Linked DNA regions of Homo sapiens: region 2 is linked to region 1. The links are chromatin loops, found by intact Hi-C in ENCODE. Cell type or tissue: endothelial cell of umbilical vein. All regions are shown on one strand. Each heading gives the region's core, and the rest is flanking DNA. Links, peaks and the distances in the headings are about the cores only.

The links. Peaks named below come from ENCODE experiments on the same cell type or tissue, not always from the same donor. Only the 100,000 strongest peaks of a DNase experiment are listed, where the experiment ranks them.
Region 2: it touches region 1 in a loop (10-fold over the local background); 9 of 110 quality-filtered maps call a loop at or near these places.

The regions. Positions count from the first base shown.
Region 1 is chr1:234,462,003-234,474,404 of GRCh38, forward strand. TARBP1 (tRNA guanosine 2 -O-methyltransferase TARBP1) reads right to left here. Exons shown (of 30, transcript NM_005646.4): 2 at 10,712-10,809; 3 at 9,186-9,255; 4 at 5,500-5,648; 5 at 3,654-3,706; 6 at 1,835-1,932. Among named protein-coding and RNA genes, the nearest start is that of TARBP1, 11 kb to the right of the region's middle. In endothelial cell of umbilical vein, for the core only: no CTCF peak of the experiment used is centred there; a DNase peak (open chromatin) is centred at 11,259.
Region 2 is chr1:234,316,462-234,331,164 of GRCh38, forward strand. It overlaps SLC35F3 (solute carrier family 35 member F3), which reads left to right. Exons shown (of 8, transcript NM_173508.4): 5 at 141-266; 6 at 2,290-2,482; 7 at 3,637-3,726; 8 at 6,547-8,050. The coding sequence ends at 6,782. Among named protein-coding and RNA genes, the nearest start is that of MIR4671, 17 kb to the left of the region's middle. RefSeq lists an enhancer at 10,121-10,290. In endothelial cell of umbilical vein, for the core only: a CTCF peak has its summit at 6,730 (motif pointing right); no DNase peak of the experiment used is centred there; H3K27me3 peaks cover 547 bases.

The sequences.
Region 1 (12,402 bases), core at 9,903-12,402:
CACTGGAAACTGGTGACTGAAAAATGACTAAATAACTGTGAATGAATGTTTTAATTGCTCTTTTTGAACTCCTGGCCTCAATTTTTCTTTCTTCCATTTGCACTAACTAAATTCAGTAAATCCCATCTTTTGCCTAACGCTTCACTCATGACACTAGGAAGATGGCAATGGCCAAGTTTCTATTTCACATCGATTCAACATATTTACCAAGCATCTGTGATATGCCTGGTCCTGGATCACAAACACCTGGCTCTCAAATTCTAGGAAGCCCTGACCGACATCACTTCACTCACGTGTGCTACTGACATGTAAGGCAGCAATGCGGCTGACAAATTCATCCCCATATGGCTGCAGCCCAGATGCTTAATTAAACTCCTGAAATCTACCAAACTAAAGAATGACTCTAGGCTGTGTGTGGTGGCTCACGCCTGTAATCCCAGCATTTTGGGAGGCCGAGGTGGGCAGATCACGAGGTCAAAACATCGAGACCATACTGGCCAACACGGTGAAACCCTGTCTCTACTAAGAATACAAAAATTAGCTGGGCGTGGTGGCGCATGCCTGTAGTCCCAGCTACTCGGGAGGCTGAGGCAGGAGAATCACTTGAACCCGGGAGGCGGAGGTTGCAGTGAGCTGAGATCGCACCACTGCACTCCAGCCTAATGACAGAGCAAGACTTCATCTCAAAAAAAAAAAAAAAAAAAGAATGACTCTAACAGTTATCTTCCCCATCTTCCCCATTAACACATTTTTTTAAAGAAAAAGTAATCAAAACAATCAATTTTCTATAAATTTAAAGTCATGATATACAGACCATATTTTCCCTTTTTTCTGACGTTTGAATAGACATTACCATTGGCCATCTTGTCATCCTATTTGCCAGATTAAATACAAAAGAAAAAAATACGTATTTCATACCTAGGCTCACTTTACAAATCACAAAGGTGGGAGTAACACAAGGACTCACAAAGCAGAGTAGGTCCTGCTGCTGCTCAGCAAACAAAAATCACAGTGCTTTTGTGCTGTGCTTTCCAACCTACCTCATTAGAATGAACACTACATCTCCAACCTGAAGATGGGGGATGGTTCTAGGACAAGGTCTTACATAAAACAAGTGTTTTTTTGTTTTTTTTGTTTTTTTGAGACAGTCTTGCTCTGTCACCCAGGCTAGAGTATAGTGGCACAATCTTGGCTCACTGCAACCACTGCCTCTTGGGTTCAAGTGATTCTCCTGCCTCAGCCTCCCAAGTAGCTGGGACTACAGGTACACACCATCATGCCCGGATAATTTTTGTATTTTTAGTGGAGACAGAGTTTCGCTGTGTTGGCCAGGTTGGTCTCGAACTCCTGACCTCAGGTGATCTGTCTGCCTCGGCCTCCCAAAGTGCTGGGATTCCAGGCGGGAGCCATTGCACCTGGCTTATTTTTTCTTTCTTATCTTTCTAAGTTAATATCTATAAAGGGACAACTTGCCACAATGAGTATTCTGTTTACAACTTTTTCCTAAAACCAAGTTCCGTATTTCTCAAATATATTTTACCAATTCTTGAAACTGAATAGTAGACAATTAGAAACGATGGCTAAACTGCAGCACACCTTCTAAAATTACCTCCATGCTACTCATGCCAATACTGGTAGTATGTCATACACAATGACTAAAGTGTGTACTCAAAAAAGATACTGTATAATTCTGAGAAAATATGCATATCCTGGAAAAGGAAACCATTTTGAAAATATTTATTATAATAGTTGATGGTGCTTATAACCAATTTGCTAAAAAAAAAAGAAACTGTAAGCTAAAGCATTTTTAAAAAAACCCTTTACTGACACATACTCTTTATTTCTTCTGGAAGAAGAGAAATATAAGTGACTAAAAACTTCTGTAATTTCAGTCCCAATGGAGAACAGCTTCCTATTGGCTGGCCTGGGGACCTACAAACAGAGAGTGGGGAAAACAAATATTTAACATTTATTTACAAGTGATTACACTAAAACTAGCCTAAATGGACCATGGCCCAAAAGTCTTTCAACAATAAAACAATCAGACAGTTTTATTTTTCTGAACCTGCATTTCATTTTTCAGTAAAATTCTGAGAATTTTTCTGATTACAGAAACATCAGGAACTTGTAGGAAAATGGACATGAGTTAATAACCTACTTTACTAAGGATTTCCTTTTTGTGACTTTCCCTTCCACATATATGAATCTTGCTAAACAGTATCATAAAAAATAAGAGGCTGAAATGATAATTTTAAATTATATTTTATTGTTCCCAACATGTAATCCAATGACTTTAAATTTTTAGGTCTAAAACAAAAGAAGTAACATTCATAGCAAAGACATATATTAGTAATAAATTACTTTTGCAAGAGTATTTAATTGTTAACATCTACTAAAGTCACATTTTTTCTGCTATATGCTTCTTCCAGGAACATTATCTGCTAATTGAACACATTAGAGTGCTAGAAAACTGAAGGCATTTCATAATAAATGTGTTTGTCAACTCTTAGAAAACACCAAGATCTTTTCATTGGTTTTACTGCTCTCCAGCTGTCTAATTGCTTCAGAAAACTATTCAGTAGTAATGAGTTATTTGAAAACTAAAAATAATTGGCAAATCAAGTGTTGCTATGCTCTTTCAATATTATTAAACAGGACTAAATATTAATATAACGTGGCAGAGACTAATTAAAAATGTTTCAAGAAATTGGCTGGTGGGGGGAGGTAGTTCTGTTTAGAGGGCATACTGAACAGCAAGACACAACTATAAATTTAGTTAATATTAGAAAGATAACACAATTTCAAGAGCAAGGGAAATTTTTGAAGACAGAATTCAAGAGTCATAAATGATGCTCAAAAAAATGAGGCTAAGGTACAATCCTGACAAACTTCTCACTGTCAACCTTTTCAAAACTTTAACTGTGGCCTATAAGTAGAGACAGGATGAATAACAGCAGCCACTGTCAGATACGGAAAGGAAAAGGTTAGAATGAACCTTGCAGTACTGAACTAAAACTGGACGTCCTGGTGTGAATTCACGGTTCTTAATATGGATGGATGGATGAACGGATGGATGGATGGATGGATGGATGGATGGATGGCGGACAGACAGGCACTCAAACAGATATAAATGAGTAAGTCTGGTCAGTAGACAAAGCTAAGAAAGATGCGCACACAGGGAGAGGCAACGATCAAGCAAATGCAGTAAAACCTTAACATTCAGGGAATATGGGTGAAAGGGAAATGAGAATTCTTTGGATTATTCTCAAGACTTTTCTGTAAGTGTAAAACTAAGTTAAAAGAAAAAGGAAAATAAGTTTAAAGTGTTGGTTAGTCAAAATCATTACAACTTCCAAGAGAGCAGGAAGCAGCAGTAGGGAGAAGAAAGTGTGCTGTAGAAGACATAGTTTCCAACAGCCCAAGAATAGAGCAGCTCAAGGCAGAAAAAGGAAACAAGAAAAAACAAAGGAGAAACACTTGATGCAAATCAGAATGCAAGAAGAATAACAGATAGAAAAAGGACCACATGATAAGAAAAACTCAACTGTCTATTCAGCAACATACTGTATGTGCCAAATGCATGAAACAATCTGGTCATGTCTCTTAACATGAAATGTATGTATCAAATACTTCATAACATAATGTCTCTTTACCTGCTATACAGAGAGCTCTCTGAAAGCGCATCCATTAATGGTCCAATAATAAACTAAAAAAAAAAAAAAAAAAAGACACGTAATTGAAACTTAGTTGTAAATACAATTTTGAAGTCAGTTTCCCTGATTGAACATCCTACACAGGCTTACAGAAGACCTGCTATAAGCAAAGCTGATCTCTTACGCTGCAGGCTAAATTTAGTGCTGGTCCTGGAGGGGAAGCTTAATTCTACCAGAAAAACAAAGTAAGTACAGAATTTTCCCACCTGATTAAAATTTATGCCATACTAAAAAGAGAGTTCATGTGTTGGGTCAAGAAAGAAGGAAGGAAGCCAAAGAAGAAACATATGCTAGAAAATAAAGGTAATGACAGGAAAACCAAAAAGATACTCAAGAGAAAATTTAAGCCCCTATGCCTAGAGGATAAAGAGGAAAAAAATTATACTCAAAAATTACTATTAGATACTGGTCAGAAAAGCAAGCTTACATGAAGTGCAGAAATAATAGAATGTAGAAACATGATGCATATCAATATACCACAGCATATATTAAAATAATTAGAAAAAACTGACTTAGGCTGGTGCAGTGGCTCCCACCTATAATCCCAGCACTTTGGGAGGCTGAGGTGGGCAGATCCCTTGAGGCCAGGATTTTGAGACCAGCCTGGCCAACATGGCAAAACCCTGTCTCTACTAAAATTACAAAACTGAGCCAGGCATGGTGGCGTGCACCTGTAGTCCCAGCTACTTGGGAGGCTGAGGCATAAGAATCCCTTAAATCTGGGAGGCAGAGGTTGCAGTGAGCTGAGATCACGATACTGCACTCCAGCCTCGGCAACAGAGTGAGACTCTGTCTCAAAAACAAAAAAATTATATCACTATCTGAGAAATATATTCAATCATTCTTTTAAAAAAGAAGAAGAAGAAGCCAGGCACAGTGGTTCACACCTGTAATCCCAGCACTTTGGGAGGCCAAGGCAGGTGGATCACTTGAGGCCAGGAGTTCGAGACCAGCCCAGCCAAGATGGTGGAACCCCATCTCCACTAAAAATACAAAAATTAGCCAGGTGTGGTGGCACCCACCTGTAATCCCAGCTACTCAGGAGGCTGAGGCAGGGGGATCACTTGAACCTGGGAAGCGGAGGTTGCACTGAGCCGAGATCATGCCACTGCACTCCAGCCTGGGTGACAGGCATGAGACACCATCTCGAAAAAAAAACAGCTATTGAAAGAAAAAGAAGAAAAAAATTGACTTAGGTCACCTCTAAATGAGAGGTAGATTACTCTACCTAAGGAAGTCATCATGGGACTCACATGACACCATAATATAAAACTTAAAATCACAGCTATAACTCCCACTGTCTCTGCCTCACGTAGTTCCTGACAAATGGAAGTACAGATTCTAATAAATATTGCTTAGAAGGCAATCCCTATTTCATATAGTAGACAACAGCAATTCATTGAGTCAGAATTGAGGCAGTAGCATCACTAAACAAATAACAGTCATCAGTGGCTCAGAACGGTGACAACAGCATCACCTGATAGCTTCTATACCAGTTTTCATATAGTGAAAACTTGACTTATGCTTACGATTCTTGACTTAACGCTGTTCTGAATATCGATAATATACAACTACTTTTTCACAATGGTAATAATACAGGCAGTTCTACCGTTGGGCTTGTTGAGAAACAACATAAGCTTTTTCCAAATAGGAAAGCTGGGTTTAGAGAAATATGATTTGTTGGATGCAAATCTCCAAAATGTTACTTGCTGATACAGAATCCTAGTGTATTTTTACCTCTCGCCTTTCAACAATGGGAGCAAGGAAGGGGACAGGGTGTCATTACCTCAGAAAATTCTGGTGAAAATGGAAGAATCTTTGTTTCATACAGCTCCAAAAAATGGATAACACCTTCTTTGGACAGGATTTTGTTTTCACTTTCAAACATTCTTTTATAAATACACATATGCCAGGATGGGTGAAAGAGCCAACATCCTGTGGAAACAAACATCAAATGTTGACATCTGATTCTGTCTTCATTTCACCATCAAGACTACATACTCATAAATAATGTACAAACACACACAATAACTTCATTATAACACTACAAGAAGTTTTTGTTACTGTTTTTTGAGAGACAGGTTCTCACTGTGTCACCCAGACTGCAGTGCAATTGCAAAATTCTAGCTCACTGCAGCCTCAAACTCCAGGGCTCAAGCGATCCTCCTGCCTCAGCTTCCTGAGTAGTTTCCTAGCAGGACTACAGGTATGCAAACCACGCCTAGACAATTTTTAAAATATTTTTTAGAAACATGGTCTCAGAATGTTGCCTAGGTTGGTCTCAAACTCCTGAGTTCAAGTGATCCTCCATCCTCGGCCTGCCAAAGCACTGGGATTACAGGTATGAGCCACCGCACCCAGACTGTTTTTAGTCACATCTGAGTATGTCAACCAAAAAAATTTTGGTATTCAGTATTCCGTATTCAGGCAGCTTAATTTTGAAAGACTGTAAATGGGCCAGGCATGGTGGCTCATGCCTGTAATCCAAGCACTTTGGGAGGCCGAGGCAGATGGATCACATGAGGCCAGGAGTTTGAGACCAGCCTGGCCAACATGGCAAAACTCCATCTCTACTAAAAAACACAGAAATCAGCCAGGCATGGTGGTGTATGCCTGTAATCCCAGCTACTGGTGGGGGAGGGACTGAGACACGAGAATCGCTTGAACCCTTGAACTTGGGAGGCGGAGGTTAGAGTGAGCCCAGGCCCCGCCACTGCACTCCAGCTTGGGCAACAGAGTGAGACTCTGTCTTGAAAAAATAAGAAAGACTGTAAACGAATGCTGTAACTGCTACAGTGTACAAAAATTAAATATTACCCCATGCATGCAGGTTGGAACTTCAGATTTGGAATAGTTTCAACCAATTCTTCTCTTATCCCACTTCAATCCATTTTTCACACAGAAATATGAAATTGTCACGCCTCTGCTTAAAATCCTTCAACATCTCCTCATTGTTCTTAGAATAAAGTCCAAACAAGGCATGAACTGACCTTGACTGCCACTCCAACCTCATCCCCCACTCCACACACCAACTCTGCTGCAGCCCTGCTGGTCCTTCTGTTCTGCCTCCTACAGCTGCTCCCATCTCAGGGCTTGTGTCCCAGGTGGTGCCTTCTCAGCCTGGACTCTTAGCTTAGATGTCATCATAAGACAGGCCTTCCCTGACTACCCCACTCACCCTTGAGTCCATTTCATCAGCCCCTTGTCTGTTCCCCTCATATATCTTACAATCAAAACTATTTTTTCATGGAAAACACAAAAGTCAGGTGAAAAATACCACATCTCTCTCACCATTTTACCCCCAATAATTACTAGGTTGGTGCGAAAGTCGTTGCGGTTTTTGCCTTTTTTTTTTTTTTTTTAAAAAAAAAAAAAAGGCAAAAACCGCAACGACTTTCGCACCAACCTAATAGCATGTACTGGACACTAAGTAAATATTTATTCAGTAAATATATAAATGAGTGAGCAAATCAAAACCATGGAATAAATAAATATCTTAGAGATATTTTTCTAACTCTTTTGAAATATCTTTTACTTCTATTAGAGAAAAATACTCAGCATTTTTAACTCATGACATTCTATAAATAAATTAATCCATTATTTGTAATTTACACCAAGATGCTTGTTCAACTCTTTGGCAATGGTAATTTTTCAAAATCAGTCACTGCTATTTGATTTGGTTTCTCAAGAGCTGTGGGCAAAATGTGGTAATAAGAGCATCATTTTAATGGTAAATGAATAAGTGAAGTCACAACAAGATTCAATTAAATTCTAGCCCCAGGTGCAACTACAGATGCTTATGGTCTGTGAAAAATCCCAGTGTATCAGAAAACAACTACAGCAATCAGCTGAATAAAGCTCAATTCCTAAGGGGTCAAACTATTAAACTGTAATTATCTAGAGTAGGCACTAAAAACCATTTACCTAGGTTAATTCTCATGTGTAAACACAATAATGTGGCATTTTATCATTCATATGAACACAGGCCAAAACACTATTGGGCTGCATTTAGCTATTTCATTAAACTTAATTTTATAAAATACATTTAGGAAGCTCCAGCTTCATTGTGTATCTCCTAAAAAGCTCTCATAATATAGTGATCAAGGGCTTATAAACACATTTGAAATTATATCCCGGAATTTTCTCTTCCTAAGAAGTACAAGATACAGAACAATAACTGAAAACTTAAGAAACACTGGAAAAGATATACTAAGAGAATAAGAATGGAAACCAGTTAAAAAGATATATTCATACCAAAGAGTGATTATTGGCCAGGCACGGTGGCTCACACCTGTAATCCCAGCACTTTGGGAGGCTGAGGCAGGTGGATCACCTGAGGTTAGGAGTTTGAGACCAGCCTGGCCAACGTGGCAAAACCCCGTCTCTACTAAAAATACAAAAATTAGCCAGGTGTGGTGGCGCATGCCTGTAATCTCAGCTGCTTGGGAGGCCGAGGCAAAAAAATTGCCTGAACCCGGGAAGCAGAGGTTGCAGTGAGCCGAGATCATCCCACTGCACTCCAGCCTGGGCAACAGATTGCAAGACTCCACATCTCAAAAACAAAAAAAAAGAGCAATTATTAAAACCACAGACTATGTCATCATTGAAACCCTATCGACGAGTCCTTATCTTTTAAAGAAATGTGCTGAAATATTCACAGATAAAATGATAGGATATCTAGGGATGTGCTTCAAAACCATTTAGCAAGAAGGGAACAGGGAAGGCTACATAGGATACACTAAGCAAGGCTGGCCGTGAGACGATCGTTATTAAAGAGGGTGGTAGGTGCGTCACACACACTCTTCTCATTCTATAAATGTTTGAAATTCTCCATCATCAACGGTTTAAAAAATTAACCTTATCTCTTAATTGTAGAAAATTCTGTGGCTATTTTAAATTGTGTTCTTTTTTTTTTTTTTGAGACGGAGTCTTGCTCTGTCACCAGCCTGGAGTGCAGCAGTGTGATCTTGGCTCACTGCAACCTCCGCCTCCTGGATTCGAGTGATTCTCTTGCCTCAGCCTCTCGAGTAGCTGGGACTACAGGCACACACCACCATGCCTGGCTAATTTTTGTATTTTTAGTAGAGACGGAGTTTCACTATGTTGGCCAGGCTGGTCTTGAACTCCTGACCTCAGGTGATCCGCCCACCTCTGCCTCCCAAAGTGCTGGGATTACAGGCATAAGCCACCACGCCTGGCCCAAAATTGTGCTCTTAAAGACGATTTAAGGATATGAGTAGATGCATATAGTTATTATGCTAAGTGAGATAAACATGAACAACATGATCCAGAAGGTGTGTATCTGGAATGGTAACAACTGTTATCTCTTGGTGGCAGCATTACAAGATGATTATATTTTCTTCTGTACACTTTTATAGTTTTTCAAAATTCTCTACAATGAACAGGAATTAGTTACAAAATCAGGGGAAAACCATAAATGTTATTAAAAAATAAAATAAAAGTAATCGTTACCATTTTCCTCTGACACCGCATATTCAAACAGATTGTTTAGCTTTGGTAAAACTGGCTTTATAACATGTATCTAAAAATAAGAGCAAAAAAATCATATGAAATGAAAATGCATCTTGAAAAATGTCAGGCAATTTTCATCTCTTTATTTCACAGTAGCTCTTCTGTTTCTACAAAACATATGTAGAAAGAGCCTGATTTATCCAGTTTTTCAAACAATAGTATGATTCAGGTATGTAAGACTGAGTATGGCAAAGCTAATGAATATAACCACATTACAGCTACATTAAAGTCTACCATTTATACAGTGATTATCATAAATCATGTCATAGAATCCTCAACTGTCCTGGCAGGCAGGTAGGACTGCCAATACTAAGATATTACAAAGAGAAAAAAGACACTGAAATGTTTTCTCTAGTCACTCAAGTTGTTCATGGCTGCACACGCTTAGAACGGCCAGTTCGGAGTTCCATGTTCTTAATACCACATAGCCAAAGTTGCTGACACGTTTGCTTGAGATTAATTTACATATCCTTCAAAATATGGATAAATTTGGGTTTCTAAATAAATAATGGGGGTTTTATGGATCTACTGATTAAAGAAAACCATAAAAGTTAATTTGAATTTAGAAATGCTTTTTCTTTACTCCTCATCCTTGCATCTATATATATTTAGCACATATAAGTAATTATTTAAGTCCACAAACAAGGTTTGGTGCACATTTGGATTGACACCTCACAATGACTCCACAGATGGCTGGCACCTCTGTGGTCCCCAACTTGCAGAATGGAAACCATGGTTCTCAAAGTGTAGTTCCCAGAACAGCAGCATACATATCACCTGGGAACTTGTAAAAAACTCAAAAGTCCTGGACGGGTGCGGTGGCTCACGCCTGTAATCCCAGCACTTTGGGAGGCCAAGGCGGGTGGATTACTTGAGGTCAGGAGTGCAAGACCAGCCTGGCCAACATGGTGGAACCCCATCTCTACTAAAAATACAAAAATTAGCCAGTGTCGTGGCTGTAGTCCCAGCTACTTGGGAGGCTGAGGCAGGAGAATCACTTGAACCCAGGAGGCGGATGTTGCAGTGAGCTGAGATCGTGCCACTGAACCCCAGCCTGGGCGAGAGAGCAAGACTCTGTCTCCAAAAAAAAAAAAAAAAAAAAAAAAAAAACTCAAAAGTCCCAGGCCCCACCCCGACCTACTGAACCAGAAAGTCTGAGGACAGGGCATGGCAATTTATACTTTATAATAAGCCATTTGGGTGATACTGATACTGATAAACGTTAAAGTTTTAGAATGGCAAGGGAAGATCAAATTTTTGAATAATTTGTCAACTGAAAGTATTCTTTAACTTCCTGAAACAACTTACACTCTAAGTTGCATTTATGCCAGACAACAAAGTATACTTGGATTCTATCATCACCAGCTATATCTGAGTTAGTCTCTTTGTATCGCTTTTAATGAATGTTTTTAAAAAAGAAAAATTGTTATCTACTGTAGGATTTGCTAAAATAGAAAAACACTTACCTGATTTCCTTCTAAAGTCTCCATAATTAAAATATAATTTTCCCAAAACTTTAGAAGCTCATCTTTTTTCCTCTCAGACCACCAAAACAGACTTGGGCCTGATATGGTTTAAAAAAGAAAATTAGTTCTTCCTTTTGCAAATTTCATAAGTTTCTCAATGACAGCAGTTCTTAAAATAATGCCACTATTACCAAATGGATTCTCTAATAATGGAGGTGCCCCTGTATCAGAGCCTGGATAGGGGGCTTGGGAATCTCAGAGGGAGATTTTTTTTTGCACTAAGATTACTGTTTTGGAGTTCTGGGTAAAAATGGCAGATTTGCACATATAAACTCTACTTTCTCTCCCTAAGAATCTCACTATAACAGTAAAGGATTTTTCAAGGGCAAAACCCCAAAAGAATGGAGAACACTGGGGGCAGACAACAGCAATAAAATACAGAATCTGAAAATCAGATGAAAACCAAGTTGACTCAAGTCATGAGAATTTTAAGTTGACAAAGGGAAAGCCAGGAAACAATTTGATTTATGCTGCAAAATCCCCCGGAACCAAAGGAAGTGGCTGCAAAAGTTACTCTGGTAAGTGGAGTGAAAAGTGAGGCTAAACCAAAGAGGATGTGTTCAGTGTTTAAGAAACAGTCACATCCCCAGGCCACTTTCCTATGTCCTGAACAGGAAAAGACTAGAACTGCTTTTCTGGAGAAGGTAAAATAGTGCGTCTCTGAATTGGGAGGCACAGGACACAGCAGACATTAGTCCTACTGACAAAGGGGATTCAGCGAACATGTGTGCACCCTGGGTGCTGCGACTCCTCTCTACCTGCCCCCTCAGGTCCTAGAATGCTGGCCAGGCCCTCACTATGCATCAGACAACTGGAAGATGTTCTCTGCAGAATCTGGCCAGCCCAGGAGGAAAGATCTGAAAATATATCAGAGATTCCTTAATGAAATGGCTTGGCCAAATCACCTTATGGTGAAGTTCAGTCAACAGCACCACTCATGGGCTTAGAGCTTTAAACCCAATTTTGATTTCTTATCCTTAAACATAAATAGGGATCTAAGAATCATCAGACAGTTGGGGAAACCTCTACACTAAAGATCAAGACCAAAACAAATGGAGTGGGAGGAGGAAATTGGAGAAAACAAAATTACACAGGTAGAAGAAAACTTTTAAAAGAGTTTTCAGCAATATCTTAAGAAGATAGTAGTATTATAAGAACAGGATATTATTAAAAAGGGGACATTCTGACCAGGCTTGGTGGCTCATGCCTGTAATCCCAACACTTTGGGAGGCTGAGGCAGGAGGATTGCTTGAGGCCAGGAGCTTGAGACCAGCCTGGTACAACATAGCAAGACCCTGTCTCTACAAGGAAATTTAAAAAATTATCAGGGCATGGTGGTGCACACCTATCGTCCCAGCTTCTCTGGAGGCTGAGATGAGAGGATCACTTGAGCCCAGTATTTTGAAGTTATAGTGAGCTATAATCACGCCACTGCACCCTAGCCTGGGCAAGAGCGAGGATTTGTCTCTAAAACACACACACACACACACACACACACACACACACACACACACAAAGGGGACATTTAAAAAAAAAAACTCAATCCAAAATCATAGAAAATCCTTAGGAGAGAAAAGATGCTTTCAAGAAAGTCCAGGAAGTTCAATATCTAAAAAAAGAACAGAAAACAG
Region 2 (14,703 bases), core at 5,280-7,779, 150 kb before region 1:
CCCAAGGAGGAACAAAAAGGAGACACCACTTTCCCCTCACGTGGCTGAACCCCACGCACATTTCCAGCTCTTTGGCGCTTGCATACTCCCTCTGACTCCGTCCCGACTTCCCTGACCAGCATTTTCTTCCGTCTGTCCAGATTGTGGCCGCCATCCTCGCCATCGCTGGCATTGTGATGATGACCTACGCTGATGGCTTCCACAGCCACTCCGTCATCGGCATCGCACTGGTGGTGGCCTCAGCATCGATGTCTGCCCTCTACAAGGTACGCCCGGGGAGTGAACTTTCTCAGCTGGCTGGGCTCTCCTCAGCCAGCACAGCCGGCTTTAGATCGCTTGTCCTTTACTTTTCAACAGCTTCTGATGATACCTGTGCTTCAGGACAGGCAGCTCTAGATAGCTGGAGTCAACTGTGCAACAGGCAGACAGAGACTTCAGTCAAGGGCAAGGGGGAGGTGTGCCACTGCTCTTGGCTTTGGCTCTCTGGGCCTTCCTATCTGTAGCCACATCGTTGCAGCACCTGGGATAAAATGAGTGGTGCCCATCCGCACAGTCAGATTCCTGACATCATTGATGGCAGCGAACAAGTTCAGTGTTTGCTCAGATCATTTGCCACCCTATGGGGTGGGAAGACTTGAATATCTGGTGCAGCTTTGTCATGTAAATCTTTGCCCACACAGTTTTTGCAGCCACCACTGCTCGCTATGAATCCATATGCATTTCAAGTACTGCCTTGAAGGCTAAATAAATAAAAGTACAACGGCTGTAATACGGGGATAATAAAGTATTTTGATGAAATGTTGGGAACCATGGGAAAGCACTTGCCAGCTTCAGGTCTAGAGGAAACAAATTTTTATTCCCACACTCAGGTCCCTTTCTCTGTTCACCTCCTACTTTATCAAGCCCCCTGGCTGCTCTCCCCCCTCACTTCCCTTCTCCTCCTCTCTCCTTCTCCTAAGATCCATAGCAGAGAATGCAAATATTTTCAGGACTCCAAGTTGGAGAACTGACCTAGAAGATTCAATGAGAAAAGAGATTTTAGTTTTGAGACGTATCAGCCCTTTGTGGATCCAGACAATAGGACTGATATAATTAAGTACTGTAGAGAGTCAAAGAAAAGGCATTTTTTTCCCAGCTCTGTGAGTACCATGTGTTCTGGGTTTGGGAAAATGAAATAACTCAGCCTTATCCTTCATCACCTCCCTGCCCTCACCTCCCACAGAGGAAGACACACATGTCATTTTCTTTCTCTGAGCACCTCTCACTGAGGAGATGTGATAATCTAGCACCACTCTGAGACTCTAGCAACTGTCCAAATGCAGGAAATATTAGAAGGCTGCATATACTCTGCTAGACTCAAATAGCTGTGGACTAATGAGAAGCAAAAAACAGGGAGAAACACAATCCACAATGAACACAATATTCTGATTCAGATTCCAGTCTCCAACTCCTCTACCACCTGCAACTTGTCCATGGGGACTCCTAGGTGAGAGGCTGAAAGCCATTTACTACTTCCTGAAAGCCTTCCTACTTCCTGCATTTTTCAGGAAATACATGAATGAGTTGGGAAATGGCTGAACCAAGGAGAAAGCAGGAAAAGTAAGAGAGACAACAATGCAGAGACTCAAATTGGACCACAGCTCACTCAGCGCAGGAGCTGCCCTGGGGCCATCTGCATCTCTCAGTTCAGCTTCTGGCCACTCCCATCACATTCACCCTCTCCTCCCAGCCTTCCAAGCCCCTGAAATGATGTGCAAAAAAAGAACAGGTGCAAGAAAATAAAAGTTTGGTGCATTCCACTAAAACCCATGCCATTTCTGGAATGGACATGGTGGGATGGAGCAGAGATGAGCAAAATCCCTCCACCCTTGATTTACAGAACGTATCTTTGCAGCCAGAGCACTGTTTCTTGGGAGCAGTGGTGTTCAACCTGCTTATACAGGGTCCAGGATCCCTTCCAGGGGTCTCTGAGAGGATGCGTAATCATGGCAGATGTTTTTTAGTGATGTAGTGTCAGGAACACAACACAGACAAATCAAACCTAGTATGAAAACCCATGACTTCCAAAGAAGCTTTCTGTATAGCTAAAGAGCAACCCTCCACTGCCATGTTCCTGGGATTTGAATATGTGAGCAAATGAACACAGGCCAAACCCCATGGAATTCACCTGGAATCTGGTTTCCATCCTGCAGTGCAAACCCAGCGTTGTGGAGTGAACTCTGCTTTGCTTACATCATATTGGGGTCTGAGGTGAGCCTTCACCCCGTCCTCCTCTGCTTTCTCCTACAGGTTTTGTTCAAGCTCCTCCTGGGCAGTGCTAAGTTTGGAGAAGCCGCCTTATTTTTGTCCATCTTGGGTGTGTTTAACATCCTCTTCATCACCTGCATTCCTATTATCCTCTACTTTACCAAAGTGGAATACTGGAGCTCTTTTGATGACATTCCATGGGGAAACCTTTGTGGATTTTCAGTTCTTTTATTGAGTAAGTGCTAATCACCTGTCCAGAATTCCCAGAAAGCAACCACCCACAGAGGACCCTCAGGAAACATGTTCCCTGAAGGCAGAAAACAGTGCTCTTTGCTATTCTTTAGTTCTCACTGGTTTTTAAGATCTTTCTGTTTCACAAAGTAGTCTTTGAAATGATGACATTGGATTTGAATTCCAGAGCCAGAATCAGTGCAGTAGTCGCAGTGGTCACTGCTGCTCTGAATAATGAACTAATACCCCAGGGTGTTGCATGTTACCTACTAAGCACAGTACAGCAAGGAGCTGATAAATTAATACCTGCAGAGGTCTTAGAACATTGCCTGATAAGTGTCAATATTCAATAAATACTATAGATTATCATTATTATTAATATCATCATCATTGTCTCCATTACTTGATATAAGTCTAGAGCTAGGCAGGAATGCAACCAAGGACATGACTTACCCAGTTTCCATCTAAAAACACATATCCCAGCCAGGTACAGTGGCTCATGCCTGTAATCCCAGCACTTTGGGAGGCCAAGATGGGAGGATCGCTTGAGCCCAGGAGTTCGAGACCAGCCTGGGAAACATGATGAGACCTCATCTCCATAAACATTTAAAAATTAGCCAGGTGCAGTGGTGTGCACCTGCAGTCCCAGCTACTCAGGAGGCTGAAGTGGGAGGATCACTTGAGCAGAGGGATTGAGGCTGCAGTGAGCTATGATTGCACCACTGTGCACCACACTCCAGCCTGGGTGATAGTGCAAGACTGTGCCTCAAAACAAAACAAAACAAAACAAAACAAAAAAACAAAAAACAATTCCCAGAGCTCCTGTTCATGCAGTTATCCCAGAAGCATTGCCAGCAGCAGAGAAAAGCAAAATTGGTAAGATGGTCCCAGTCACCTTCTCAGTGGTTACCATTTCCAAACTTATTTCCCTTCTTCAAAACTCAGGGAACAGAGGGGCTGAGTACTCAGAGTGTCTGCTCCTGGTCCCAAGTCCTGGAGCCCCCAGAGGAACTCTGAGTTCACTGAATCAGAGCAGAGGGTCATTGTAACTCCTATGACTCCAGCCTCATCAGGAAAACCTGGGTCAGATAGGCCAGCAGGGAGGTAAAGTACACAGCAGTCATGAATAACACTCGTTGTTTACATTCTTTATTTCAGCATTCAATATTGTATTAAATTTTGGAATTGCCGTTACATATCCCACTCTGATGTCTCTTGGAATCGTCCTCAGCATACCTGTGAATGCAGGTAAACCTATGCGGCTTTCTATATCTGCACATAAGCACACACACTCAGTCACCTACTCACACACACATACACACACTCATGCATACATACACACTCACACATACACTCACATACACACACTCATGCATACACACACACACACATACTCTCACATACATACTCACATATATTATTGCTCTGCCTGCTATAGAATGCGTGTTTAACTGTCTGCCAAAAAAAAAGCATTTAGGTGAAATGTTGCTATTAGTTATATATGCAATATTTTCTCCATAATGGGCTGATTTTCACATACCACTTCAAGACACAGAAAGTCTAAAGGCATCTTGATTCTAACTGGTATGGGGAGCAGAATGAATCTCATCAGCATTATTAACAAATGTAGGAAATGATGTAGCAGAAAAAAAATGTCACTTTTGCAGGTAACTTTCTGGGGGAGAAAATTTGCTCAAGGCATGAGGTAGAAACATGCTGACAAGCTGAAGAAGCGTGAACGGCATTTTCCCTGACCTCCGGGAAGACAGGGAGAGAACGCCCTTTGCCCAGGAACTCGGGACTGCCCTTTGTTTTCCCCTGGGGACTCGTTGCCAAGGCACACAGTTGACAGCTCTTTCAGAAGCTTGTCTTCACCTGCCCCTCACTGCCTTCCTTTTCCTGGCTCGCACGGATAGGAATTTTGGATTTTCTTCCCAGAACCTCCTGGCCTCATACCTGACCTCCCTAGGCATCCTTCTCTCAGCCAGAAAAGGGCTGTGAATCTGTCCTCCCCAGAACACTCACTCCTTTGTCCCTGGCACAGCTTCCTCCAAAGCCATCTCCCAAATCCTGCCACTTCCAGGCCATTAAAAGATTGCCCCCCCCCCACCCCAAAGGAATGGCAAACCCTTATCCTGTTCAATGTGGTGGTGACTATGCCTGCAGGCACCCCAATTTCCCAAGCCTTTCCTCATGACTTGGTTTCCCACCGCTCCCATTCCAAAGGCGCTCGACCTCTCTGCCCCACCATGGCCCAGACTCCCCCAGAAGGACTGCCTCACAGCGGCGGCAGTGTACCAGGCCTGGGGGAGGTGTCAGGAGACAGGGCTCAGGCCCAGCACCACCACAACCCACCTGGAGATCTGTGGTCCCAACATATCTGCTCTCTGAGCCTTAGCTTGCCTCCCCTGCAAATGAAAAGTCATACCTACCCTTGCTACTTCGGTTGATGTGACAACCAGATGAAATAACCGATGAGACAGCATTTCAAAATGCAGAAAGCACCTGAGCTCCTGGACAGCTGGTAAAAAAGAAAAATGGTCCAGATGCTGCAGGCTTCTGAAAAATCACTTGTCACCGTCCTCCCCCTACATTCTTTGCATCTTTAGTTTGTGGTCATACCGTGTTCCTGTCTCCAGAAGGCGTGCTCCAGTTGTCTTCTATAGAAACTTCCTTTCAGCGTATAATATGGCCAGGTGTTTGAGAGATTCATTAAAATCATTTTTCATTACTTACCTGCAACATAAAAGGTTTAATGATGAGTCCAGAAAAGGAATCCCAGGCCACTCTTGATTGGAAGAGAGAAGCCGGGGACCCTGCCGCGTATCTCACTTGTCAAGGCAGAGCCATTGCCTGGCTTTTGGGTTCTCCCCGACATCTGCTCAAGGGACTGGCTGGTTGGCTCTCCTTATCTAGTGAATTAACAGGGTGTTTTACCAATATTAAAAATTAAAATACAGGCCAGGCACGGGAGCTCACGCCTGTAATCCCAGCACTTTGGGAGGCCAAGGTGGGAGGATCGCTTGAGCCCAGGAGTTCTAGACCAGCCTGAGCAACATGACAAAACCCCATCTCTACAAAAATAATAATAATAATAATAATAACAAAAATTAGCCAGGCGTGGTGGCACCTATAGTGCCAGCTACTCAGGAGGCTGGATGGGAGAATCGCTTGAGCCCGGGAGGTGGAGGTTGCAGTGAGCCCTGATGGCACCACTGCACTCCAGCTTGTGTGACAGAGTGAGACCCTGTCTCAAAAAAAAAAAAAAAATACAGTTGACCCTTGAACAATGTAGAGAATGGGGGCACAAACCCCTGAATAGTTGAAAATCCACATACAACTTTCAGTTCCCCAAAAACTTAACTACTAATGGGGTACTGTTGACCAGAAGCCTTACTGATGAAAAACAGTTGATTCACATATGTTGTATGTGTTATTTGTGTTATGTATTGTACTCTTACAATAAAGTTAAAGAAAAGAAAATGTTATTAAGAAAATCGTAAGAAAGAGAAAATATATTTGCTACTTGTTAAGTGGAAGTGGGCCACATAAAGGTCTTCATCTTCACTGTCATCTTCACATTGAGTAGGCTGAGGAGGAGAAGGAAGAGGAGGGGTTGGTCTTGCTGTCTTGGTGTGGCAGAGGTGGAAGAAAATCCACATGTAAGTGGATCCGTACAGTTCAAACCCATGTTGTTCAAGGGTCAAATGCGTGTGTGTGTGTGTGTGTGTGTGTGTGTGTGTGTGTACTATCTATCTCTCATCTCCTCAACTGCCCTTCATTCACTTGTTTTAATCACATAAATCAATGTTTGAACTACCAAGTCAGTTTTGGGAGGTGACATACAAGTGCAAGGCTTCATACCAGAGAGGTTTGATAAAGTTAAGGGTTGTTTACTAGAGGTAACCCCAGCCCACCTGGAACAAAATCATACTGAGGAGAATCCTGTGGTCCAGGGAAGACCACAACACTGCCAGACAGAGGAGGGTGCCCCCAGGCCCTGCCCACTCTCCAGGGACATGCCCCCAACCCTGCAGCTGAGAAACCTCCATGCTCTGTCTCCCACAGTGATTGATCACTACACCAGTCAGATCGTCTTCAATGGGGTCCGGGTCATCGCCATCATCATCATCGGCCTGGGTTTTCTCCTCCTGCTCCTGCCAGAGGAGTGGGATGTCTGGTTGATCAAGCTGCTCACCCGACTCAAAGTGAGGAAGAAGGAGGAGCCTGCAGAGGGCGCTGCCGACCTGAGCTCAGGACCTCAGAGCAAGAACAGAAGAGCCCGCCCTTCCTTCGCCCGCTAACACCACTCCTCTAGAACTCGGTGGTAATGACTGGGAGGTCTATTCCTGCCGGGAGGAACCTCAGTTGGGTAAGGTGTACATACCTGTACAGTTTTGGTCATCTGCGGTAAGTTCTATGGTATTTATTGGCATGTCCAATTTGCTTGCACTTTTCCACATCAGACCTTCCACTTAAGGGTACCAATTCAATACAAAAGAGAAAAGAAGAACCTCTCAGTGCTTTTCCAACGAATGTAAAGTGGGTTTAAAAGTTCCCTGCGTAGATCGTTTTGGATGGCTGACGTTCTTGACAAGCCAGCCATCAGGGCAAGTGTTTTGAATCTTAGCAAGTGTTTTGAATCTTAGCAACTGAACATGACATTGCACACTGTGATTATTTTTCAGCTATGGTAGGTCATATTTTGTTTTATACCAGAGCTGTACTCTTAATTTTAAGGAATTTCAATGAACCAAAAGATAACTGTCAATTTATTTGGATGGATGGATGGAGGGATGGAAGGAGGGAGGGAAGGATGTCTGGGATGTGAAGAGGCAAGGCAGAAATGGATGATGAACATCAAAAACTGTCAGAGGACAGGTCTGTGCCAGGTACCAGGAAGGACAAGATAAGTCCAAGCCCCGGCTGGCCTGCTCTCACGTGTCTGTGTAAGATCATGCAAGAGAAATCACAGTGCCTTCTACAGAATTTTCGTCTTTACCTATGTGAAGCGAGGTGACGTGATACGTCACTGGCGCCGTCTTATAATTTAGATGTAAAAATCTTTAGAAACAAATAAAACTCTCTATATATGTGTATGTCTGTGTACAAAAAAATGACAGAGCTGATGGCCAGTGTATACAGAGCGTGGCCCGCGGTGTACAATACCCATATAAGGTACATTGTGCAGGAGGGGAATTGCTGGCTGCTTTTACTTCCTGACCAAGACTGAAAAATTATTTACTGAAATCTGTAAACCTTTTTATGAAACTTTTAAGCACCAGGCTGTTTACTTACACAATTTAGGTCTGCCAGAAAATTCTATCTGTGATAGATCTGTAAAGAGGGTCAGGGGTTAGAGTTTACTATTTTTGAAGTTTACATTGTTACATATGAAATGGAAACATTATTTTGAAACGTTGTCATAACCCAATGGTGCATTCTGTAACCATGGAGTCTTCTGTTTCCTGGGGGAAAGGGGCATTCATGACCTGAACTTTTTAGCAAATTATTATTCTCAGTTTCCATTACCTGTTTGGCCAAACAGATTAATAAAATATTTGAAAAAGAAGCGTTCAGTGCTGTCTCCATGGCCATTCTGTTACTTTCCCACTGCACCAGTCCTGAAGCAGTCCTCACCACATTCTGGCTTTTCCTCAATTGCACTTGCCCCCAAGAACCTTCAGGGTGGGTAAGCCAGCCCATCTGTCTCAAGGGAAGGAGACTGTAATATCGATAGAATTGACTTTTGCAAAAGTGAAATGCAGAAGCATCCCCAAAGCCTCACAGAAGCTCTAAGTCCTGGGGCAGCCTCTCCCTCCTCCACTTTTCCCCTGTTCCTCTCCCTCTCCCTCAAGGCACCTGCCCTCCGCTCAGCCCTGCCTGTGGCTTCCTTCTCACTTTTTCTTCTGAACGGGATCCGCAGCTCAGTTTACACTGGTCTCTAAGTGCCACCTAGAGCGGCAGCCCCAGTCCATAAATCTACCCAGTCTTCCAGCTCAGCCCCCACAGCCGCCTGCCTGCCTTGGGCATCCTAACTTAATGCTGGCATTTTCAATAATTTGATTGCTCCACTTCAGTAACATTATGCAGCTGTTCCAAGCAGCTGCTATGCCAGGGGCTATGAGAGCCAGTGGGTCTCATTCTAGGGCTACAGAGGGCCAAGTACTCTAGGAAGGGGTGTGAGCCAAGGGGAAACAAGAGCCTTTTTAGTACACCTCATCCCATCACCCACACCTAGAGCGTCTACACTCCATGCACCACACGTACCACTTGACACATGGGCTCTAAACCTGGAGAATCTCGTTATCCAGAGCAGAGAGCTCCCCTACCCCATGTGTCCAGGCATGTCTGGGAGGGGGCAGCTGGGGCAGCAGGATGCTGGGCTAGTTACCTCCACTACCCTGTTGAGGCTCCAAATCCCAGGGAGACAAACAGATATTTCCTTTGTAAGCCAGGACACGAAAAAGTGGGGAAGCCCTGCCTTAGGGTAGATTCATCTTATTCTCCCATTGGGCAAAAATGACCATGAAAACCCAAAAGAGTTGAGAACATGGACTCAAAGGGATATGTGCACACCCACATTCGTGGCAACACTATTCACAACCAAAAGTGGAAGCGGCCCAAGTGCCCATTGACAGAAGAATGGATGAAAAAAATGTGGCATGGCCATACAGTGGAATATTATTCCACTTTAAAAAGAAAGAAAATCTGAGCCAGGTGTAGTGGCTCACACCCATAATCCCAGCACTTTGGGAGGTGGAGGCAGGAGGGTCCCTTGAAGCCAAGAGTTCCAGACAAGCATGAGCAACATAGTGAGTCCCTCTCTTTACAAAAATAAAAATTCAAAAATTAGCTACGCATGGTGGTGCATGCCTGTACCCCTGGTTATTCGGGAGGCAAGAGGATCCTTTGAGCCCAAGCGTTCTAGTCTGCAATGAGCTATGATCACACGAGTGCACTCCAGCCTGGGCAACAAGGCAAGACCCTGTCTCAAAAAAAAGAGGAAAAGAGGAAGAAGAAAGAAGAAGAAGAGGAAGAAGAAGAAGAAGAAGAAGAAGAAGAAGAAGAAGAAGAAGAAGAAGAAGAAGAAGAGGAAGAGGAAGAGGAAGAGGAAGAAGAAAGAAGAAGAAGAAGAAGAGGAAGAGGAAGGAGCAGGAGGAGGATGGAGGATGGAGGATGGAGGATGGAGGGGGAAGGGGGAAAGAATTCTGACACATGCTACAATATGTTGAATCTTGAAGACACTGCTGGGTGACATAAGCCAGTCACAAAAGGACAAATGCTGTCTGATTCCACTTATATGAGGTTCCTGGAGTAGTCAAACTCATAGAGACAGAAGTAGAATGCTGGTTGCCAGTGGCTGGGGAGAGGGGAAATGGAGAGTTATTGTTTAGTGGGCATATAGTTTCAGTTTGCAAAGATGAAAAAAACCTGGTAGCGATTGTTGAACAATGTGAACGTACTTAATGCCACAGAACTGTACGCTTAAAAATAGTTTAAATGGTAAATTTTATGGCACGCGCATTTTATCGAAATTTTTAAAGGGACTATGAAGGGTAACGTGTATGAAATAAAATGGTTAGAACTCTCTTGCGGTCCTTTCGATACATTCTAAACCTGAGTTGGGGTTGCGGGAGGGGTAGGTTGAGAGATTTCTTTCCAGAAAGAAAACAGCCACAACCACAACACCTCCACTCCCCACCGCGCCAGAAGGTGGCCAGCACGGGGATGCGCTGCGGCAAACCTAGGAGGGACCCAAAAGCAGAAAATCCTAGAAAAGAGTTCCTGCGGATGGAACAGCGGGGCGGCTCTGAGATGCAGTCTGTGTCCCCGCTCAGCTGGGGAATTGTCTGCCCTCTAGAGGCGGGTCTGGGTAGCAATTAAAGAATGTTTCTCTGGGCTCCTTTAAAGAGGAAAAGTGAAGCCAAGACGGAGGGTACAAGAGAGGAGACCAGGACTTCCGTCTGCTGCTGATGAAAGAGGCAAAAAGCTCTGGGAAATCTCTGCTCTCTCCTTTCTTTCAGAATGTGATCGTTTGGAGCTAGAGGGCATGAAGTGACCTGCTGGCCGCCTTGCCACACCAAGTCAGAGCCGTCCCTAAGAACCCACACCTGCCGTACAGACCCTGAGCTCCTGCTCCTCTTGAGCCTTCAAGGATAGAGTTAGGCAGGAGGAATTCATGGCCAGAGACTTACTACCCCATAGAACAGATGTGTTTCTAAATCTAGCCAAGGTTGCATAACATGGAATTCTTTATCTTCAATTTTGAAAACAAATGGTTTGTCCTAAAATTAGAATGTGGTGGTGGTTGCACCATTCTGTGAATATACTAAAACTCAATACACTGCATAATTAGATGAGTGAATTTTATGATGTGTGAATTATATCTCAATAAAGCAGTTTAATTAATAAATGGTTGCCCCACAAGCTGATTTTTTTTTTTTTAAGAGATAGGGTCTCACTGTCGCCCAGGCTGGAGTGCAGTGGCACTATCTCGGCTTGCTGCAGCCTCAACCTCCTGGGCTCAGGCAATCTGCCTCCCTCAGCCTCCCAAGTAGCTGGAACCATAGGCATGCGCCACCACACCTGGCTAATTTTTTTATTTTTTTAGAGACAAGGTCTTGCTATGTCGCCCAGGCTGGTCTCAAACTCCTGCACTCAAGTGATCTTCCTCCTTGGCCTCCCAAAGCTCTGGGATCACAGGTGTGAGCCATCGAGCCCAACCTCCACAAAATGATTTAAAATTTCTTTATGGAAATCTCATAAGCACAGAGGACATTTGTTGGGTTGTTTGTGTTCTTGACTGCCCAGCGCCTGATCCCTCTTTGAAATAGCACCTTGCTCTTGCTGTGGAAGCTGAAGGGAACAGAATCTCCATTTCGGATCCTCCCACAGCACAGGAGAGGCGAGGAGGGTGTGAACTGGACTTGGCTCTGAAGCAAGATGCCAGACCCCAAAGAACAGCCGAGAAGGTGGTGCTGACTGGCCAGCTCCTGAGGGCCCTGCGGGGCCTCTGGCCTCTTCCCACCATAAAGGTCCATGGTTCCGGCCCTTTTGCAAACAGATCCTTTGGACTCACAAAGTCCCAACAGGCCTTCCAATCAATTCTCTTTTGTCGAAGACAGCAGGACACCATTTCTGTCGATTGAGTCCAAGAACTCTGAACAATATATGTGAGAGAACTGGGATGTTCAAAGAAAAGCTGAGCATTTGTTTATTTGAGGTTTGTTTGTGTGTTTTAACTTTCTGGTACACTTCTTGAAACTGGGCTTATTATGGCCTAGCAGGACTCCTAGGTCAAACTGCTTTAAAGAATGGGTAAGAATAGCTTATAAGAAATGCATCAATGATATATACATAAGGAGAGCTTAAAAGCTCCTCAGTGCTCTTAAAATATTTTAAAATAATTTTTTAAAAAATAATATTGTCTCTTCCATATATTTTTGTGCACTCAGCATTGCCAAATTCTTGAGAACATCTTTTTCTTAAGTTAAAATAGTGGTAAACCAGCTGGTAAATTTCCTCCAAATTATCAAAAACTTTGGAGTTACTAGAATTATAGGAAATGAGATTTAATGTAAAGACAACTTAATGTGTTAAAAGTTTTAGCTCAAGCCTTTTTTTCTGTCTCTTACTGAAAAAGGTACATGCTTCCTGTAGAATATTGAGAAATACCTATAAACACACAATCTAGTAGTTGTCATTGTAACTGCAGGAGGGGTAGCAGTAGCCTGTGAGGATATGACAGGGGGGCGATCCCTCTGAGAAGGCCTTGAGGGGGCTCTCAGGCACGCTCTCTGGGAGAGAGGTAAGGGCAGGGAATGCCCGTGGGAAGCTAAGTGTACACACCTGCTTAGCTCTACACCTGCTCTTCTATCCCCACAGAAAAGACACTAAGGAGAGGCTCTTGCCAGAAGAAAAACATTAGAGGAAATTACAAACCTCCAGAAGGAAATTCCAGAAATCCCCGGAGTTTATTTCTTATTGGGAATAGAAGAGCATTTGGCCACCTAAGCCTTTTAATTTGTTCAGAATTTGTGGTATGCATGTCATAGGGGGATCTCAGAGGCTAGGGAGAGACAGCCACTGGAACCGCTGTTTCTAAGACCCTCTTCCTACCCGCCCACGGAAGTGGGAATGGGGATGGAAGGCCGCACCAGAGAACACTGGCTGAGACATGACTCAGGGACCCACACTCCTCCTCCCTGCACCTCTCCCATCTTCAACGTGCAGCTTTGCAGTGGCGAGCCAGAGAAGCAAGACGAGGAGGTGGCTCACATCACTGCTGCTCAGACTGGGAAGTGTTTGAACCCTGAGGGTTTGTTTAAACTTCCAGGCCAGTCTCCACACAGCAAGAGTGGGACCATATGGGGGTTAAAAAAAGAAACCCGGTCGGGCGCAGTGGCTCACACCTATAATCCCAGAACTTTGGGAGGCCGAGGCAGGTGGATCATTTGAGGCTAGGAGTTCGAGACCAGCCCGGCCAACATGGTGAAACTCCGTCTTTACTAAAAATACAAAAATTAGCCAGGTATGGTGGTGGGTGCCTGTAATCCCAGCTACTCGGGAGGCTGAGACAGGAGAATCGTTTGAACTCGGGAGGCAGAGGTTGCAGTGAGCCAAGATCATGCCACTGCACTCCAGTCTGGGTGACAGAGTGAGACCCTGTCTCAAAAAAAATAAAACAAAGTAAAATAAAAAAAGAAACCCAGCTGGATGCAGTGGCTCATGCCTGTAATCCCAACAATTTGGGAGGCAGAGGTGGGTGGATCACTTGAGCTCGAGTTCAAGACCAGCCTGGGCAGCATGGTGAAACCCCGTCTCAATAAATAAATAAATAAAAGAAAACCTATCCGTGCATCACAGTGGTGCTCTTTTTTTAATTTATACCTGTTTATCAAGGATTAGAGTATAACTTTTTAAACTAATTTTATTTTGTCCTCAGACCACTCTCTTTTGGCATCTTCATTGATGGGAACTGTAAACCCTGTCACACCAACTAGATATAGCTATTCCCCCAGTGCTCCTGCTTTCCCTCTGTTATCTGCTTTCATTCACATGGTGAAAAATTGAATTTCCGGCATGTCTTCCTTGTGGGGAGGCTGAGAGTCTAGCACCTTTTTAGGATTTTGCAATTATGTGTGCAGTGTCGGTAGCTTGCTGTATGGTCCTGTCCCGTATGTTGAATTTCCTCAAAGATACCATGTGTGCGTATGTGTGTGCGTTTGCCACATTTACTGTGTTGTTTTTGATTAGTATCTCTTTCCCACCAATTAGACTATTGCTATTTGTTTAAATAAATGATCCCTGTAAACTAATCACCATACAATAATCACTACCTCTTTTAAATGATATCATTTAGAAACAGACATATAATCATCAAGGTGCAATCTGGCGACTTTCTTCATTCCCCTATTGCAAGAGTTACCTCTTCCTCTTTTTTTTTTTTTTTTTTTTTTCTGAGACGGAGACTCGCTCTGTCGCCCAGGCTGGAGTGCAGTGGCACAATCTCGGCTCACTGCAAGCTCTGCCTCCTGGGTTCACGCCATTCTCCTCCCTCAGCCTCCAGAGTAGGTGGGACTACAGGTGCCCGCCACAACACCCGGCTAATTTTTTGTATTTTTAGTAGAGACAGGGTTTCACCGTGTTAGCCAGGATGGTCTTGATCTCCTGACCTCATGATCCGCCCGCCTCGGCCTCCCAAAGTGCTGGGATTACAGGCGTGAGCCACGGCGCCCCGCCAAGAGTTACCTCTTAGGTTGACCATGGTGTTTTTCTCCAAAGCTTAATTTAAAAAATTCAAATCTTACCACTAGCACCACCTTAAAGTCCAAAGTACATTTGGACATTTAACTGCCCCCCCAGATTTGACTGTCCCAAGGCCATTATTACATCACAGGTTCTATGGGTTACTTTTATCTAAATTTTATCTCAATTTTCTGATAGCATTTAATTTCCTTTTTAGCTGAGAGAAAGTGCTTTCACACAGCCAGACAAAGTCCCGTCAGCTCCCCATGGACTCAATGACTCACCTCTCATCCTCTGAAGCGTTCACTGTGGGTCATGCACACTTGTCCATATTTCTAAATCCTAGGTCGACAAATAATGTACGCAGCCACCCTCACTCCCTGAACAATCAGAAATGGAGGTTTGGCCAGGCACATGGCTCATGCCTGTAATCCCAACACTTTGGGAGGCCAAGGAAGGTCCAGGAGATTGAGG